Linked DNA regions of Homo sapiens: region 1 is linked to region 2. Evidence: chromatin loops called from intact Hi-C (ENCODE). Cell type or tissue: OCI-LY7. All regions are shown on one strand. Region 1 overlaps NLRC5 (NLR family CARD domain containing 5). Region 2 overlaps PSME3IP1 (proteasome activator subunit 3 interacting protein 1).

Evidence for each region. Hi-C counts contacts between places; a loop is a spot of excess contacts. Peaks named below come from ENCODE experiments on the same cell type or tissue, not always from the same donor. Only the 100,000 strongest peaks of a DNase experiment are listed, where the experiment ranks them.
Region 1: it touches region 2 in a loop (9-fold over the local background); 1 of 110 quality-filtered maps calls a loop at or near these places.

The regions. Positions count from the first base shown.
Region 1 is chr16:57,043,586-57,048,585 of GRCh38, forward strand. NLRC5 (NLR family CARD domain containing 5) reads left to right here. Exons shown (of 49, transcript NM_001384950.1): 20 at 1-19; 21 at 1,863-1,907; 22 at 2,967-3,056; 23 at 3,960-4,043. Among named protein-coding and RNA genes, the nearest start is that of CPNE2, 46 kb to the right of the region's middle. RefSeq lists enhancers at 2,214-2,273, 2,524-2,703, 4,337-4,426. In OCI-LY7, CTCF peaks have their summits at 2,391 (motif pointing left) and 2,594; DNase peaks (open chromatin) are centred at 1,676, 1,776 and 2,386; H3K4me3 peaks cover 2,404 bases; H3K27ac peaks cover 3,210 bases.
Region 2 is chr16:57,165,780-57,170,779 of GRCh38, forward strand. It overlaps PSME3IP1 (proteasome activator subunit 3 interacting protein 1), which reads right to left. Exons shown (of 7, transcript NM_024946.4): 5 at 1,314-1,447. Among named protein-coding and RNA genes, the nearest start is that of PSME3IP1, 18 kb to the right of the region's middle. In OCI-LY7, CTCF peaks have their summits at 2,404 (motif pointing left) and 2,605; a DNase peak (open chromatin) is centred at 2,392.

The DNA of each region.
Region 1 (5,000 bases), 120 kb before region 2:
TCTTCCGCTTGGACATCAGGTGAGCGTGCCTCTCCGCCCCCAGCCCTGCCCCTGTCCCCCATCCCACAGGTCATCTGCTCCCACGTGGGCCCCTTGTCCACCAGTTTCATGCCAACCTGTCATCCTCAGCACCTTGGGCAGTACCAGATCTGCAGAGCATGTGATGGGCGTCCACTGAATGAATGAATGATCAAATGAATGAATAAGTATGGCCTCACGGATGCTCAAATTTCTCCAAATTCACCATTAGAGAGTTCATTGACTCTGCCTCACTCGTTCTTTGGATAGTCCTTAGAGATTTTTTTTTTTAGGATTTTTTTTTTAATTATTATACTTTAAGTTCTAGGGTACATGTGCACAACATACAGGTTTGTTACATATGTATACATGTGCCATGTTGGTATGCTGCAGAGACTTTTAAGAAAACTGGGGGCCAGGCGCGGTGGCTCACGCCTGTAATCCCAGCATTTTGGGAGGCCAAGGTGGGCGGATCACGTGAGGTCAGGAGTTTGAGAACAGCCTGGCCAACAGGGTGAAACCCTGTCTCTGCTAAAAATACCAAAAAAAAAAAAAAAAGTATCTGGGCGTGGTTGTGAGCCCTTGTAGTGCCAGCCGCTCAGGAGTCAGGAGAATCACTTGAACCCAGGAGGCGAAGGTTGCAGTGAGCTGAGATCGTGCCACTGCACTCCAGCCTGGGCGACAGAGTGAGACTCCATCTCAAAAAAAAAAAGAAAAGAAAAGAAAACTGGGAGCTTCCTAGTTGCCACTGGGGACTCAGGGACCTGTCTTAATTGTGGGAGCTGATGAGAATATAAAAGGGGAGGCACCAGCCAGCCAAGCCACCCCAGGCACTCAGGGCACCGCATCCATGATTTTCAGGGGAGGTCTGCTTCCCTTTCCCTTCCCTAAGGACCCCCAAGAATGGGAGGTGCCACAGCAGATGGACCAGGCTCAGTTACTTAACTGCTGCGAGCTCAGAGCAGGTCCCAGAGCCTCTCCAGGCCTCAGTTTCCTCATCTGTAAAATGGAGATAAGAATAATTACTGGCCTGGCACAGTGGCTCAAGCCTGTAATCCCAGCACTTTGGGAGGCCAAGACAGGAGGAGGAGGATCACCTGAGCCTAGGAGTTTGAGACCAGCCTGGACAACATGGTGAGACCCCCCCATCTCTACAGAAACTTTAAAAATTAGCCAAGCGTGATGGCATGCACCTACTTGGGAGGCTGAGGTGGGAGGATTGCTTAGACTCAGGAGATCGAGGCTACAGTGAGTTGTGATCACACCATTGCACTCCAGCCTGGGCAACAGAGCAAGACTCTGTCTCAAAGAAAAAAAAATGTCAGGCACAATGGCTCACATCTGTAATTCCAGCACTTTGGGAGGCTAAGGCAGGAGGATCGTTTGAGCCATGGAGTTTGAGACCAGCCTGCTCAACATGGCAAAACCCCATCTCTACAAAAAATACAAAAATTAGACAGTCATGGTGGGGCGTTCCTGTAGTCCCAGCTACTTGGGAGGCTGAGGCAGTAGGATCAGTTGAGCCCGGGGAAGGTTGAGGCTGCAGTGAGCCATGACTGCACCACTGCACACCAGCCTGGGCGACAGAGCAAGACCCTTTCTTCGAAACAACAACAAAGAAGAATTTCTTACCTCATTGTTTATTGTGAGAATCAAATGAGAAATGTCGATGGTGTGCTTTGCATGTGACTTGATACATGTAATTGTTGCTTAATCTATTCCTTGTTTGCTAAGAAAGCAGGCCACCCCAGGCCCTCCTTGCCCTGACCAGTCTGGGTTCTTGCCACTGCCAGGGAAGTTGGTCTTTGACCATTTTCAAACTGCTGCTTCCTCTCTGCTTCCAGCTTTGAAAGCCAACACATCCTCCTGAGAGGGGACAAGACAAGCAGGTGAGGAGGGAACGCTCGGGGTGGGGGAGTCCCCTCCCGCTCTGGTCCCCGTCTGTTGGAGGTCCCCCCACCCCCAGACCCATGCTGACCACTCAGCTCTCAGTTAAACCACCCAAGTCCGGCACACTAGGTTTAATCACCACTTCAGTAACCACCGCCCCCCCCATAAATTGTCAGTAATCAACTGCCCTGTTTTCCCCTTGGAAGGAGGCAATGCAGATGGGAGGAAGGGAGGGATATGGTTGGGAGAGGTCCCAGAGCAGGGCAGGTGCCCGCAGATTGCTGCTGTGTGGGAGGAGACAGGAGAACATTTGTGCTTCTGCGTTTCGGGGAATTTTGTAGACCCACCGCTCCATACATGTCACTGCCCTTTCACGCTCTGAAGGCAGGGGCCGTGGGTGCTCTGAAAAAACATTTTCCCCGTCTTCGCAGTAAACAACCAATACTAGTTTAGCTCTTCATGATGTTCCCGGCTGCCCTCTAGTGGGACCAGGCCTCTTGGCCTCACTTGGGAGCAGTGGCAGCGGACAGGGTGGGCCCATGTGCAGCTGGCTGGGTGGAGAGAGTCACAGCTAGTGTGTCAAGAAAAGGCACTGCCGTACAGATGGGCTGTCAGGAGTCAGGGGTGGCTCAAGCCTGGGTGGTCTTGCTTCCCAGGATAGGATCTCTGTTTCTGGGGAACCCCCGGGTTCTTGAGGCCCAAAGAACTGACGTACAGGGAGGCAGAAGTCATGTGATGCCAAGCAGTGGTCAGAGAGGCTCTGTCTTGGGTCCTCCTGCCTGCTCACCTGGACAGGAACAAGCTGCTGGCTTTTCTAACTCAGGCTTCCCTTCCCTGAGCCTCAGTTTCCCCATCTGAACAATGAGGGACTGAGCTAGGATCTAGTGACTGCATTGTCTCTGAGATGCCTTCCAGCCCTGACTTTCCAAGTCTGGGAGTCCAATGTGGGTGATCTGAACTTTCCTTTCTAAACGATCCCCCTCCTAGGGGTATATGGGCTGGGCTGGGAGTCCGAGGGGGTGATCTGAACTTTCCTTTCTAAATGATCCCCCTCCTAGGGATATGTGGGCCACTGGATCTTTGCCAGACTTCCCAGCTGCAGCCAAGTTCTTAGGGTTCCGTCAGCGCTGCATCCCCAGGAGCCTCTGGTACTGTCCCAGCCCTTCTTGTTTGGGGGTAACCATAATAGGGATGAGGCGTCAGAGGGGGCAGAGCTGGCAGGGGGCTAGGGCTGGGGATTGGGATAGAGGGAAGAGAGGGAGTTTAAGAGAAAAGGAAAAGAAAGAGGCGTGGGTGTGAGGGGTGCTGGGAGTTGGGGAGCTCTGGCCCCTGACGGGCAGCTCAGCTGGCCCATGCCCCGCATTCTCCTTGGAGAGAAGATTCCACATTTCTGTGAAGCAAACAGAGCAGCTCAGCCACTCCCTGCCTGGGGTCTCCATCTGCTCTGGGGGACACCCACTTTCCAGAAAGAAAGGGGTTGGCCTGTCTCCCCACTAATACACTCCCCATCTGCAAGCTCTGCCATGAGAGGCTGTGAGACCCTGACTTGGCCCCACCTCTCTCTAGGCCTCCAGGGAAGTGGAGGCAAGTGAGGCCCTGGGAAGGACATTTCAATTTCACTGTTAGCCCCAGGGCAATGGGGAGCCACGGGGGTAACAGGGAGAGGCCTGGTCAGATGTGCAGTGTTAAAATGTGAGACACTTGTGGGGCAGAGAGGGATTAAAGGGAGGCAAGAGTGGAAGCCCAGAGGGTGTTAAATGGTCAAGGTGAGTGAGGATGGTGGCCTGGGCTCTGGAGGGGGCGGTGGGGAGGACTTGGAGAGTCACTGACAAGGGCAGCTGGGAACTCAGGGTCCTGCACTGTCACTGTCAGGGCAGGAGGATTGGGGGCTGCAGGGGAGACTCGAGAGGGAAGCGAGTGCCCCACAGGGGAAGGGGCCTGTGGCCTCCCACTTAGAGTGAGGGATGCTGGGAGAAGGATAGAGCCCCTGGGGCTAGCCAGGGACCCTGGGCTTTCTCTGATTCCCTGCCCTGCCCATTGCCCCTTTGCAGCCTCAGTGAGTGTCCTCTGGAGCCCCCAAGCCTCACCCGCCTCTGTGCCACTCTGAAGGACTGCCCGGGACCCCTGGAACTGCAGTAAGTAACGAGGACACAGCCCCAGAGGGCACCATGTGGGGATCTGCCCAGTGACCTGGGAGGGGGCTTCTTGGTTAGAAGACAGGTGAGTCTTTCTCGATTTCTTCCCACCAGCCCTGCCCCATGAGAGTCCCCTGGCCTTTGGTAGAAACTTGGCTGTCTCTCGGCAGCCCCCAGCCTTAGGCAGCGCATGTCTCCCACTGGGAGATGCTGTGCTGGACTGGGGAAGCCTTCACCTGCACCATCCACTCAACTCAGGGCACCTGGGAGCCCTGTCCACCTCCAACCCCACCCCTGGAGCCTCACCAGGGCACCCACTTGAACCTGCCTGCATGGCTGGAGCGTAGCACTTCTGAAAGCCCTTCCTCAAGGCACCCCCACTCTCCTTGGGGTTACCACCTCACTCGCCCCAGAACATCTGGGTCTGTAACCAGAGACTGGACCTGGAATCAGGACTCTTGGCTCAAAAGGGATTTAACTCCCCGGGCCTCAGCTTCTTCATCTGCACAGTGGATGGTCAGCCTTTCCTTTTATTGTCATTGTGGTGATTCTATTATAGTAATTACCTTAAAATAAAGAAATCCAAGACAAAACCTGCCTCACCTAAACAACCTCTTCTCTCATCAAATCCATGTTGTCATGTGTCCACAGGACTGTCTACTCCTTGCCTATTTGCATATTCAGTTTCTACCTGTTTGCAGTCATAAACTAGTTTCATGCACTGTGTTTTCATAGCATCTGTGTTTTCCATTTTGCTTCAGTCTTTTTTCTTGCTTTCTAGCCCCCATCTCAAATGCCCTTCCAGCCCTTCCAACCAGATAATCCGGTTTGACCCCCTGGAGTGTGGCCTTCCCATGTCCTTCTCCAGGTTCAAACATATAACCACAAAACCATTATCAGACCTACACTATTTTTTTTTTCTGAGACAGAGTTTTGCTCTTGTTGCCCAGGCTGGAG
Region 2 (5,000 bases):
ACCCAAAAGGGGTTATATGCAGGTCACCAAATACGCTACTACAGAGCCTTTTCTAAAGGTGATCTAAGAACTAAGGGAAACAGTTACAACACCCATTCTGCGACCACCAAGAGCAGTCTCAAGGGATAACAAATTGATCACCTGGAGAGCCCTCCCTTGGCATATTCCAGTAAAACTGACCCAGGTCCAAATCCTGCGAGTCCCTAGTCTTGCAGGAAAGCTTATGTGAGAACTTGAAAGGAATAATTCATGGTTTGGGTAGCGAGCCCTTCTCAGGATAACTCCTCCCCTCTGTTGCTATACCAGCATGACATTTTTACATGTAGGCAGTGTTCCTAAGAACATCTGCAGCAGATGGGTGGTGTGCCAAACCACAAGACTGCATCAATACACTCCCTTCAAAACATATGGCTGGTTGCCAATATATCATATTGATTTTCCTAATAGACTGCACTTAAACTTATCATTTCGCCCACAGTCTGTTGGGTCAAATCTAAATGACCAGATTCAATCACTCTGATGACATTTCAGGATTTGGAAAGGGAGGAGCAAACATAGCAAAGAACTTATCATAGCCTTGAGACAGTGCTATCACTTCCACATCAATCCAAACCTAGCCACAGCCAGGTCTGTAACCCTGCCAGGGCTGCCATGTTCTTTCAGGACAGGATGCCTTTGCAGCAGCTATTCCCTCTGCTTAGACTGTTCTCTCCCTTGTTGCTTGTCAAAGCCCTAGTTGTCCTACCTAATCAGCATCTTTCCAATGGTTTCCCCCAACCTCCCCAACATGAAGATGCACACAACACCCTCCCAGCAGCATTGTATGCTCCTCCTCCTTGCTCTCAGTACACCCTACACAGATCCTTTCACAAGACTCACTACCTCATTTTTCTAGACAGAAGCCCAAATAATGAACTCTAGCTCTCTGTTTCTCTATGATCTTGCACAAAGAAGGGTCTCAACCTCTCAAACTCTTGGTCTTCTCATCTACAAAACAGGGATTATAATTGTACTTCATAGGGTTGTTGAAGAATACATGGGATTATGCACAGGAAGCACTTAACACAATGCCTGGTGTGGCAGATCCCCACTGAAGAGTAGCTATTATTTATATTTGTTGAATAAGTGATCAGAGAGACGAGGGTCAAAGCCTATAGAAGGCCTCAAATCTGGAAAGGGAGAGATAGGTGAGCACACCAAGGGAACTTCACCAGGACTCACGCGAGGCAAGCGTTGGCTCTGGCTTCCATTACAAGTGGTGTTTCAGAGTACACGGTCAGAGAGAAATCTGAGTTGTGTGAGTGCTGACTAACCTCTTATGCTTCACAGCTCCTGCCAACAGCTTCGCCTGGGAGAACTTGTTCTTGGTTTCTATAGGCTTCACAGTCAGTTTCTTTTCCACTTCCTTCTTGTTCTCTTGAGAAATTCCAACCTTCTTGAGGTTATTGTGAGTTACCAGTTAAGGGTCAAACTAAGCAAAAGGGAAGACAACAAATATAACCCACTAGCCCTTCGGCTGTGCGATGTAATGTCTGGCCTACTTATTTAAATAAATGCCCCACCCTTCTTTATTCTGCCAGTCAAATCCAGCCAATTCAAAGATAAATGAAAGAGACCATGGAGGAAGACAGCATATAAAGCCCAAAATAATACAGATAAGCAACCTTTTCCTCTGATTCTCAATGAAAATCTGAGCATAGCCACAAAACCCACTATTACCAAGGACATGGCCAATATCATGCTTGATGAGGAAAACAGATCTTAAGGAATATAAAGAAAACAGAAAAAAAAATGTGGCTTCCCTGAAAACATGCTTCCCCCTTCAAGGGTTAAATCAAATTTTGCAGAATGTTGTTCTGACTATCAGTGGCAATTAATCTTAGACATCACGAAGACTAACTCCTGCTCCACTGGTGCAAGGAAACATCAGAATCACCCCAAGGCTCATTAAACATGTCAAGTCCCTCCCTGCCCCAAACCTACTGAATGAGACCTCTAGAGGCCCGGGAGTTTGTTTTAAACACTCTCTGAAGGTGATTTTACACTTGATCTTAGCCAAAAGGCCAAGAAACAATCAAAGGTGATTTTAATGAGAAATCCTGTGCATATATACAAGAACTGAAAAGCTATTTTTAAAAGCATGACCAGTTCGCTTGTAACATCAGTTTTTCGTTCTTGATGCCAATCTCTGGCTCTCAACTTTTTACTCTTTTGAAGTGAAGAAAGGCCCCATATTTTTGTCGGGGAGGTCACTTTCACTTGTTCCCTCCACCAGCCCTCCCTCCTCTCCCTCCACTTCTCCCTCCGTTTTATGCTCTCTCTTGAAACGTCTTAGACAACAGATAAGTATTCTGACACAGTGCAAGTCCTTATTTAAGATGCACTAGTGCCTGGAACAATAGTGACATCTAGTGCCCAGGAAATCTAAGAAGCATGAATTATCAGCCCAAAAAGGTGGGTGGAAGTAGAGGATGTATGGTTAAGGTTATTTATCTACGTGTCTTTGAACAATGGAGAAAATCCTAAGATTTTCCAGAAATCCTAAGATTCTAATTCTAATCACTCTCCAGGCAACTAACTCTGTTCTTATGGGCACAAGTTACCTTAAATATTTGCAGTATGCAATGGAAATTAGATATAATGCTTAGTACTATTATGAGTTTAATGAATTTAATGTTTTTAGGGTCATCATGGAAATAGATAATGTTAATACTCATTTTTATTTAAAAAAAAATAGATTGGCCAGGCACAGTGGCTCATGCCTGTAATCCTAGCACTTTGGGAGGCCGAGGTGGGCAGATCAACTGAGGTCGGGAGTTCAAGACCAGCCTGACCAGCATGGAGAAACCCTGTCTCTACTAAAAAGACAAAAAATTAGCTGGGTGTGGTGGCACATTCCTGTAATCCCAGCTAGTCGGGAGGCTGAGCCAGGAGAATCGCTTGAACCCGGGAGGCAGAGATTGTGGTGAGCTGAGATCGTGCCACCGCACTCCAGCCTGGGTAACAAGAGCGAAACTCTGTCTCAAAAAAAAAAAAAAAAAAAAAAAAAAGATTTCATCTTTCTAGGAGAGAATGCCAAAAAAAAATTAGCATGTTGTGATTTTTTATCTGCAACTCCATCATTAGGAGACAGAAGTTCTCAAAACTCTCAATATTAAATATTAAAAAAAAACAAAAATGGAAAAAAAACACAACAAAAGCATGTATATATTTATACATTATTTATACCACGACATAGACAAAACCCAACATTTAACTTTTTATTCTTTTGAAATGAAGAAAAGTCCTAACCTTTTAGGGGTAGGGGGTGTTAATAATCTTATTTTTGATCCGCAAAGTACAAGCAATTTTTCCTTCTTAAGCCCCTCTTCTCCCAAAATGCTTTAAAAACACAAACACACCTCAAAAATCTCAAGAAATTCATTAGATCAGCATTCTCTTAAAATTGCACCGTTTTTTAACATACACAATACTGCTAAATACTGGTTTAACCTGAGACGAAACAAGAGTTCTGTTATTTACATGGTTTAAACCACAGCTTATTTGTATTCAGAAGTATCCTATTATACAACATATCATATAGTAATCAAGCAAAGCCTAGAAACAGTTCCTAACTTAGAGCTTCAATAAACAAATGTCTAATCCTTCAATTCCTATCTCAACATGTCTCTGGCTACTTGCATGCTTGGGATTAGTGTATTAGATGTCAGTGACTTGGAAGGCCTGCTTTTCTTCAGTTTTTCTAGACAGAACTTTCCAAGTTTCCAGTTAAAGCCCTTATCCCTGGAGCCTCATTGTACTGCAATGTTACCAGGACACAAAGGTTTCTTTTGTCTCACTGCTGCCCTGTTCATTCTTTCCTTTTAATTGAAAACCAAAGGGCATCTCACACTCAACAGCACTTCTCCCCAGATGCTACTTTGGGGGACACTATATGTCTTATTTGCTAGTCTACCAAAATAAAACATAATATCATTCAAGTGAGAAGTGTAATGAATGTATTTCCTTAGAGGAAAAAGCTTGGTGTCTGAAACAACACAATATGGGTATCTGCCTATCTCTACAAACGAACACATATTATTTTGGGGTCATCAGGGTCAGGGAAGGGGGAGTTCAGAATAATCAGCCTCAATCCTACAGTTGAGATTGAGGTATAACTTCCCATGAGCTTCCATCTCCATGTTGCACCTGAATGCCAGTAACAGAACTGGGACTGGAAGCCAGGTCTTTTCCTACCAGTTCTGATGTAAATCAATTCCCAGGGAATCAGGGAATCTGTCCATGTCTTCTCCCATACAACGCTTTTTTTTTTTTTTTTTTTTAAGATAAAGTCTTGCTCTGTCCCCAGCCTGGAGTACAGTGGCGTGACCTTGGCGCACTGCAATCTCCACCTTCCAGGTTCAAGCGATTCTCCTGCCTCAGCCTCCTGAGTAGTTGGGACTACAGGCACAAGCCACCATGCCCGGCTAATTTTTGTATTTTTAGCAGAGACAGGGTTTCACCATTTTGGCCAGGCTGGTCTCAAACTCCTGACCTCAAGCGATCCTCCTGCCTCGGCCTCCCAAAGTGCTGGAATCAAAGGCGTGAGCCACTGTGTCCAGGCCTCCCACGTAACTCTTAAAATGGAATGTGCTGCACATTCTCTGCAAGAAAATACCAACTAGTACATATACACAGTAATGTCGTCCATCTTAGACGTGAAGCCTGTTGGATTACACCAGTGATGTTACTCAACATATAAGCTTGAAATATCCAAATAAGCTTCCTCACATGAAGATAAATGGTCCTATTAATATCTCCTATGAATCATTTATTAATTTATTCACATATTTACTGAGAATCTACTATATGCCAGGCACTGGAGAAATCAGAAGTGACCAAGTCAGATAGTCTTTTTTCTTATGGAGCTCATTTACTTTACATTCTAGCAGGAAAGAGATAAACAAACCAGTAGGCAAATAAATAAAGACAACTTTCAGATAGTGACAAATCTATAAAAA